Regions from separate parts of the Mus musculus genome. Here regions 2 and 3 are each linked to region 1. The links are chromatin loops, found by intact Hi-C in ENCODE. Cell type or tissue: heart. All regions are shown on one strand.

Region 1 (2,500 bases):
ACTCACAAAGACAAGTTTGGCCATGTTTGAAGGGCAGGCCACCTGAGGGTCTTTGCTCCAGCACGAATGGCACGGGTGAATGTTCCAGGATGTCCTGATGTTCTTTTTCTCCAGTTCTCTTTTGGCCACTGGCAGATACTTTCCTTGGCAGAGCTGTCCTGGGAGGCAGCTGTTTCAAAACTTGGCCACTTGAGGGCAGCACTGAGCCAAACACCTCTAACCCTCTACGTTGTGGGACTTATGCTTATGGGCTGTGTAGGCCACTCTGCAGCTGAAGCAGGGCTCCCCACTTTCCCTGTCAGGTGGCCTACGGATCTAGCAGGCAAGGTCCTTGCAGACATTTTAAGATGGATTGAGATGAAGGTGTAAAGTGAGGGATGTAGGTCTATCACTGAGCCCTGTGAGGGTGCCCTGTTCACTGTTCTGGACCTATACCTCCTTCACATAGTCCCTATTGCAGGTCATCTGTGCCCATGCATGTCCTATCTGCTTCCATGTATATGGGTACCCTTGAGTCTCTGAATCTCCCCACTATCCGGCAGGGCCGCCTGCAGTCACTGCTTCCCAGCAGCACCCTCCATGCTCACCCTGTCTCTGCATTGTCCCAGCAGCCCTGCATGTTGCTCAGGTCTCTCTTGATGGGGCCAAGATGGAGAGGGAGGCTGCTTTGCAGGTATACAACTCCCACCTCTAAACTCCTCGGTTGCTTCAGCATTCTCCCCTGGGGGCTTAGTGACTATAAATCTCTATGGAACCACAGTGAGGGTTGAATTTCATGTGGCACTCACTGCGATTAGAAGGAGGGCTGCTCACATCTCTGCTGCTATCTCCCACAGGCCACCTACATCTACATGAAGGCTGCCTACCTCAGCATGTTTGGGAAGGAAGACTACAAGCCATTCGGGGACAATGAAGTGGAGTTATTCAGGTGGGCCTGACCACAGTGCTCCTGCTGTAGGTCTCACTGTGGACAGACAGGTCAGGCTCTGCTCATGGCTATCTGAGCTTTAGTGATGCGATAGGTACTCCCAGCTCTCAGTTGCCTGTTCCAAAGTGCCCTGTGCCCTTAGTCCCCTCTGGCTACCATGCCATGCCAGTGCTGCTGGTGGTTAGAATCCTGTGAATGTTTGTCATCTCTTTCATCTGGTCACTGAGACAGACGAGGACCCTGTCTTGGCCACCTTTGCAGTGATAAAGCACCAGGACAAGTGCACCACAGCAGGGATGATGGCAGGAGCGCAGTGATAAAGGGACGGGCATGGTAACAACTGCAAATGCAAAGCAGAGAGCAAACTGGGAGTAGGGGAGGCTATGCACGCGCTCTCCAAGTTTGCCCCCAGTGACCTACTTCCTCTAGCACAGTCATATTTCCTAAACCTCTCCCTAGAACAGCACCACCCACTGGCAACCCCGTGTTGAAATCCCTGTAGGGGACATTTTTCATTTAAACCACCAGAATCTGAGGTACAAAGAGATCTCTCCACCAGCTGAGCTTGCTAGAGCCACAGAGCAGCACAGCCAAAGTCATTGAATCAAACCGACAGCATTAAAACCACGGCCCAGCTGGGACGCCTTTTAAGATAGGCTAGTTTTGCAACTGGAAAAGGGGCTTTGAAGACCCTGCAGTAGAATCTGGAACCAAGGGGGCTGCCCACCAGAGTTTTTCATTATTATTTCATTATATCTTTTCAGTATTCTCTTCACCACTTATTTGCCTTTTGTGAAGAGTCAAAAGGTTAACCTGGAGTTGTAGGATGGTGTCTAGGGCTCTCCTCCCATGGTGGAAATGAGGCTGGCCAGCTTCACTGACAGATGCTTGTTAGAGCTGAAATAGTACTGTCTGTGCATAGTCTGCTGCTGGAGCAAACGGTGGCCCCAGCTCACAGAATTCTCCCACAGCCCTTGAGAGGAAGGAGGTAGTACAATCTATACTTTTGAGATTAGAAAACAGACCCTGAGTGGTTCTGCAATGAATACGCAGCAAGGAATCTGGGGTGGCCTCACCCATCAGTTGTTTCCTGAGCCCATACAGCTCGGGGTCTGAGATCCCAGTCACACCCAATGGCCAGGCAGCTGGTAGTGGGTGAGGCTCCAGTCAAGGCATGCCCAGCTGTGTGAATTTTATTCTATCCTTGAAACAGCTGAGGAGGCCACAGTTCAGGAGGCTGGAGTTAATTAAGGGTTTGGGCTGTTTGTCTGTGCAAGTCCCTCTTTTCTCTGGGTGTTGGTCATGCCTGTGAAACTGGGATTAGACTTTTGTGGGCCCTCCCAGGAAGGCCTGGGCGTAGAGGAGAGATAACTAGGAGGCAGGCCTAGATGCATTCTTAAACTAGCTCTGGAACCTTTGCCCAACCATGACCTGAAAGCTATCAGGTCATGCAGGAACTGTGAAATGTGACCATAACCATAGGCTGGCTTGCTCCTTGAAATACTTTTAGAGTCAAGCTCTTTCATCGTACAGTGTGGAAACTGAGGTGTAGCCAGGCAAGCAAAGGCTGGA
Region 2 (2,500 bases), 66 kb after region 1:
GGAACTTTATAGTAATTAAAATCTTGGGCTAAGGAAATGGCTAATTGGGTAAGTGTACTTTGCTATTCAAGCTCAGTGTCCTAAAAGCCTGACATGGTGGGCCCTGTCTATTATCATAGAACTACTATAGCAAGATAAGAGGCTGAGACTGGAGAAACCCCTAGAAACCTGTGGGCCAGCTACACTGTAGTACACAGTATAGGGACAAACGAGAGGGAACAACCAAAGTAAAGGGTGACGACCATCACTGAGGGTGTTCTCTGACTCCACACAAACGCTGTGAGAGTGTGCAGCTGCACACACATGCACACACACAGCACAACACATTAATAACAAAATTACATTCTTAATGAATAATTATGACCAACAAACGACAACAAAGTTTATTTATCTGGCTGTAAACACAATGGAAAATGGAGATCCGAATAATTCTATTATAAAGTATAAGTATATAGTTGTTCAGGTTTTTTTTCCTGAAAAATGTCTTAAGTGCCAAGGATCATTTGAACCTAGGGCTTCACACAGGCTAGACAAACATCCCATCACTGGGCTATATACCCAACTCTTGTTTTGTTACCCAGGCTGCCTCTTGGATGCTCTTTGACATTCAGACAAGGCTTGAACTTGGAATCCTCCTGCCTCTCAATCTCCCCAAGATGCTGGGCTTACAGGTTTATGTCACCAAACCCGGTTCTAAATGTCTGTTTTGGTGAAAAGATGGAAATAATAGCATTGAGTGCAGTAGCTGAAATTATAAAAAATTTCTTTAATTTCAACTCAAAATTAAAATTATTCATGCAAATATTTTTAAAGTTATTGTAATTTAAAGGCAATAGTTTTGATTTTTCTCTTTAAAAAAAATTTTTTTTTGAGCTGGGAGTAGTGGCTCAGAGCCAGAGCCAGAGGCAGAGGCAGAACTCTGTGAGTTTAAGGACAGCCTGATCTATATAGCAAGTTTCAGTCCAGCCAGGGCAACACAGTAAGATCTATCTCAAAACAAAAGCAAACCAAAAATTCATATTTATTTACTTTTAATAGAGAAATTAAAACTTTGTAGTCTAGGCTGACTTGGAACTCATCATGTAGCCCAGACTAGCCTCAGACCCATGGTGATGCTCCTGCCTCAGCTTCTGAATTACAGACGTGTACCTGCTGCACACCTCGCTATGTTTTCTTTTTAAACAAGAAAGTATGAGTGTAAAGATCCAAAGAAATGCTTCTGTGAGTTGTCAAAAGACTGCGGTTTATCTGCTGTCACCTACAGAGGGAGCCCTTGCTACAAACCTAAAATTGTCCCTACAGACTTGAACATTGAGCCCGCCAATAGGAGGAGCCAAGAAACGGATCAGAAAGGCTTAAGTGTTAGGTGAGTTGGTTTTACATTGTGTTGGGAATCACACAGACATACATGGAGGCAAGACACCAGTTCTCATAAAATGAGAATAAATAAATAAGTTAAAATAAATATATAATGCCCAGTAAGGGCTAGAGCTACTTTATAATAAAGAACAAGAAAAGCAATATTATTAGTACAGACATGATAAGAGACTCAGAAGTTCATAATTCAGTTTTAACTTTACATGATTTCACTCTATACCAGGTTTCAAAAGAAAAAAAAGTCATTCAATATCAAATTGAAGGTTGTGTTTGCCAACCTCTGTGTTTTTCAGTACCAACAGTTCCTTAAGGCTGTCAGTTTTTTGCTCGCTACAAAATGTGTTGCTCACTGTGTTCCCAGGCCACTCTTCTAATGAAATGGATGACAGGTACGCAAGCACCTTCTTTTTTAGAGGCTCCCCGAGTAAAGGATTCTTTAAGGGAATCCTGGTTTCTAGACAATCATCAGTAAGCCAGTCTTCGGCTTCTTCTACGGTCTGGCAGCAGTAAGAACTAGAGATTGATGTTGATAAGCTCAATGTTGACACACTGCTGCCATTTGCTACTGAGGTCACCTCAGGGGACTCACAGCTGATGGGATCCTGGAGGCAGAATTCAACTTTAGAGTGACTTCTGACAGCTGTTTAAAAGGAAAAAAAAGGCAAGTCAAGTCTTTGGATCTCGAGGTTCAAGGCAGGATTTCTCATGTATGCCTGTTGGTGTGCTGGGATTAAATGTGTGCACCACCACTGCCTGACTTTTTTTTTTTTTTTCTGAGTGCTTTTCTGTATAGCTCACACTGTCCCAGAACTTGCTCTGTAGACTAGGTTGGTCTTGAACTCAGAGATCCACCTGCCTCTCTCTCGGAGTCCTGGGATTATAGTATGTGCCACTATGCTTAGCTGACAAGTTAAATCTTAAGGCTCTTTTCAGGGGTATCATTGCTAAGAAAATGCTATAAGGAAAAATACAAAGTCACTATCAACTGTAGACTATTAAATACTTGATATTTAAATATTCTAATCCAGGAAAATATTCTAATTAGGTTGGAAATGTCAGTTCTACAATATGCCTAAAATGTTTCTTAGAAACCTTAGAAACTATAGGGCACCTTGGGCGTGAA
Region 3 (2,500 bases), 260 kb after region 1:
GATGGAATCCACTCTCCCTGAAAAACCAAAGAGCTATATTTATATATCATTAGTGGACTGAGAATTTTCAGTATTAGCATTTATGATTTAACTACTTGCTAGTACATTTTAAAGATGCCTCCTTTCAAAAATGTAGCAAGTGCTGTTAATAACTGTAGTTGTAGGTTCCTATAGGCAAATGTTAAGTTATTAACATGTTTAAGCTAAATAACAATTAAAAAAAAAAAGAGGCTGGGCATGGTGGGGCACGCCTTTAATCCCAGCACTTGGGAGGCAGTGGCAGGCGGATTTCTGAGTTTGAGGCCAGCCTGGTCTACAGAGTGAGTTCCAGGACAGCCAGGGCTATACAGAGAAACCCTGTCTCGAAAAAGAGGCAAGTGGCTTAGGTCGTTAGAGTTAACTTTGAATTAAAAATATTCTGGTATCTACATCCTGTTGTGGTTCTCTATATGATAGATTGCTTGGCACATTAGCACAGTTTTGGGGGCACATTTTTTGAATACAGGGTCTCACTGTTAGTTTAGGATGACTTTGAACTTGTTGTTACCACTGCTGGCTTTGAACTCCATATCCTCTTGTTTCAGCCTCCCAAGTGCTAGTATGTATGCCACCACACACACCTGTAGAGTTTTAGTTTATGAATTAGATTATGATAATTTATTTAGTCTTTACATCATGTTTTTAGTTTCTGTTTAGACTGAATACTTAACAAATTATAACCTATAGTGCTCTTATGAGAAAGTGTGTTGGTATTCATTTAAGGAATCAGCAATTTAAAAGTACTATGAAGCCTGAGGAAAGTAGCTTTTATTCTACCCACTGTAGTTTTAGACCCTATCAATGGTAGACATTCTTAGTTTTATTGTTACTAGGTTTTGAAAGTCTTGTGTGAAAGCAGTGTATAATGAAATTTGCAAAATCTGTTAAGTACTTGCTCCCTCTTGTGGCTAGAAATGAGAATGTAACCCCTTACTAGAATCCATTCTTCAATTTGTTACTAAAAGATGTACTATCAGCAGTTTTGTGAAATTTACCAAAACATTACTGTTTTGAAGCTTATTATTTCAATTTTACCAACCTAATTTTTTAGTTTACATAAACTTGTTATTGCTCTAGTGTTTTTTTCTTTCAAATAAAGGAAAGAATTTATAACTCTCCAGAATAAAATTTGTATAATAGTACAGTCATAAACCACATAATGGTGTTTTGGTCAAGAGCTGCATATACAATGATGGTGTCATAAGATTATAATAGAGCTGAAAAAATGTGGAGCCAGGTTTGTCCTGTTGGCATAAACCCATCAATCATGATTTGTTATTGTTTTAAATATTCTTAAGTTACTGATGTGTTCATGAGGAATTTTACATCTTTGTTGATGGGGATGATTGCTATGGATCTGGAACAGTTCTAGACCTATCTGGTGCTGCATGTCAATTAGATGAGACTAGAGCAGTGTGTATGTGAGCTGCATGCAGTAGGACTTGGTGACATACATAGGCTTATTCTTTCCTTTTGGAGACATGCTCCTGCTAATAGCTCAGGCTGGTCTTCCTCTGCAGTATTGGCTGGCTTCAACCTTGTCACCTTGCTTCTATCTCCTAAGTGCTAGGATTACACATTCGTATAGCTAGGGTTGGTCCCAGGGCCTTCCTTACATACGCTAATCATGCACTCTTCCAGTTGAGTTACATCTCAGCCCCTGAGGACACTTTGGAGAGCACTGCCTACAAAAATTTCTAGCAGCCTTTCCTAATTTGAAAATGCTCAGTAAAGGAATTTTAAAATATGTCCTCTCAGGGCTGGAAAGATGGCTCAGCTGTTAAGAGCACTTGTTGCTCTACCAGAGGATTGGGTTTTGATTCCTAGCACTCACATGGTGGTTCATACCCTAAGTAACTCCAGATCTAGAGCAGTCAATAACCTCTTCTGACCATTGTGGGCACCAGGCATGCAAATAAATGGTACACATACATATATGCAGGCAAAACACTCAGATATAAAATAATAAATAAGTCTAATAAAAATTATAAAAAAGAAATATATTCTCAGCTAAGTTAGTATAGTATAAGATCTCATTTTCCTTATACACCCTCATTATTGGTTAAGCCATACCTCATTTGCTTATTTTAGAGGCCATGAAACTGCTATTGTAACTTGCTTATAGCTGAGTTTTGTAAGTGCTACTCTCAGGAACTACAACGTATCTGCTAGTACTTCTGCCACACTGTGGACTCTATTAGTCAAGGAAGTGTTGTACTCAATACCACATAGAAGATGACAACCCTGAGATGTTACCTCCATATGTCTCAGCCTTATCTGAATGTTTTCTTATCCATCGAAAGGCCAGTTCAGCTGCTGCCATAGCAAGATGGCACACACAAATGTAACCTAGGGAAGAATGGCTTTATTTGGGTTGTCCTTACTGCTCCACTCTCAGATGCCCTATGTCTTAGAACACATAGAAGGCGATATGCTAGATTCATCTTTGGTTCTAATCTGT

The links. Peaks named below come from ENCODE experiments on the same cell type or tissue, not always from the same donor. Only the 100,000 strongest peaks of a DNase experiment are listed, where the experiment ranks them.
Region 2: it touches region 1 in a loop (4-fold over the local background); 4 of 42 quality-filtered maps call a loop at or near these places.
Region 3: it touches region 1 in a loop (8-fold over the local background); 5 of 42 quality-filtered maps call a loop at or near these places.

The regions. Positions count from the first base shown.
Region 1 is chr4:109,437,913-109,440,412 of GRCm38, forward strand. Ttc39a (tetratricopeptide repeat domain 39A) reads left to right here. Exons shown (of 18, transcript NM_153392.2): 13 at 837-928. Among named protein-coding and RNA genes, the nearest start is that of Ttc39a, 32 kb to the left of the region's middle. In heart, a CTCF peak has its summit at 1,398 (motif pointing left); a DNase peak (open chromatin) is centred at 2,109; H3K27ac peaks cover 462 bases.
Region 2 is chr4:109,503,809-109,506,308 of GRCm38, forward strand. 4930522H14Rik (RIKEN cDNA 4930522H14 gene) reads right to left here. Exons shown (of 5, transcript NM_026291.3): 5 at 1,524-2,017. The coding sequence ends at 1,620. Among named protein-coding and RNA genes, the nearest start is that of 4930522H14Rik, 26 kb to the right of the region's middle. In heart, a CTCF peak has its summit at 1,265; no DNase peak of the experiment used is centred here.
Region 3 is chr4:109,702,813-109,705,312 of GRCm38, forward strand. All of the region lies in intron 1 of Faf1 (Fas-associated factor 1), which reads left to right. Among named protein-coding and RNA genes, the nearest start is that of Faf1, 27 kb to the left of the region's middle. In heart, a CTCF peak has its summit at 953 (motif pointing left); no DNase peak of the experiment used is centred here.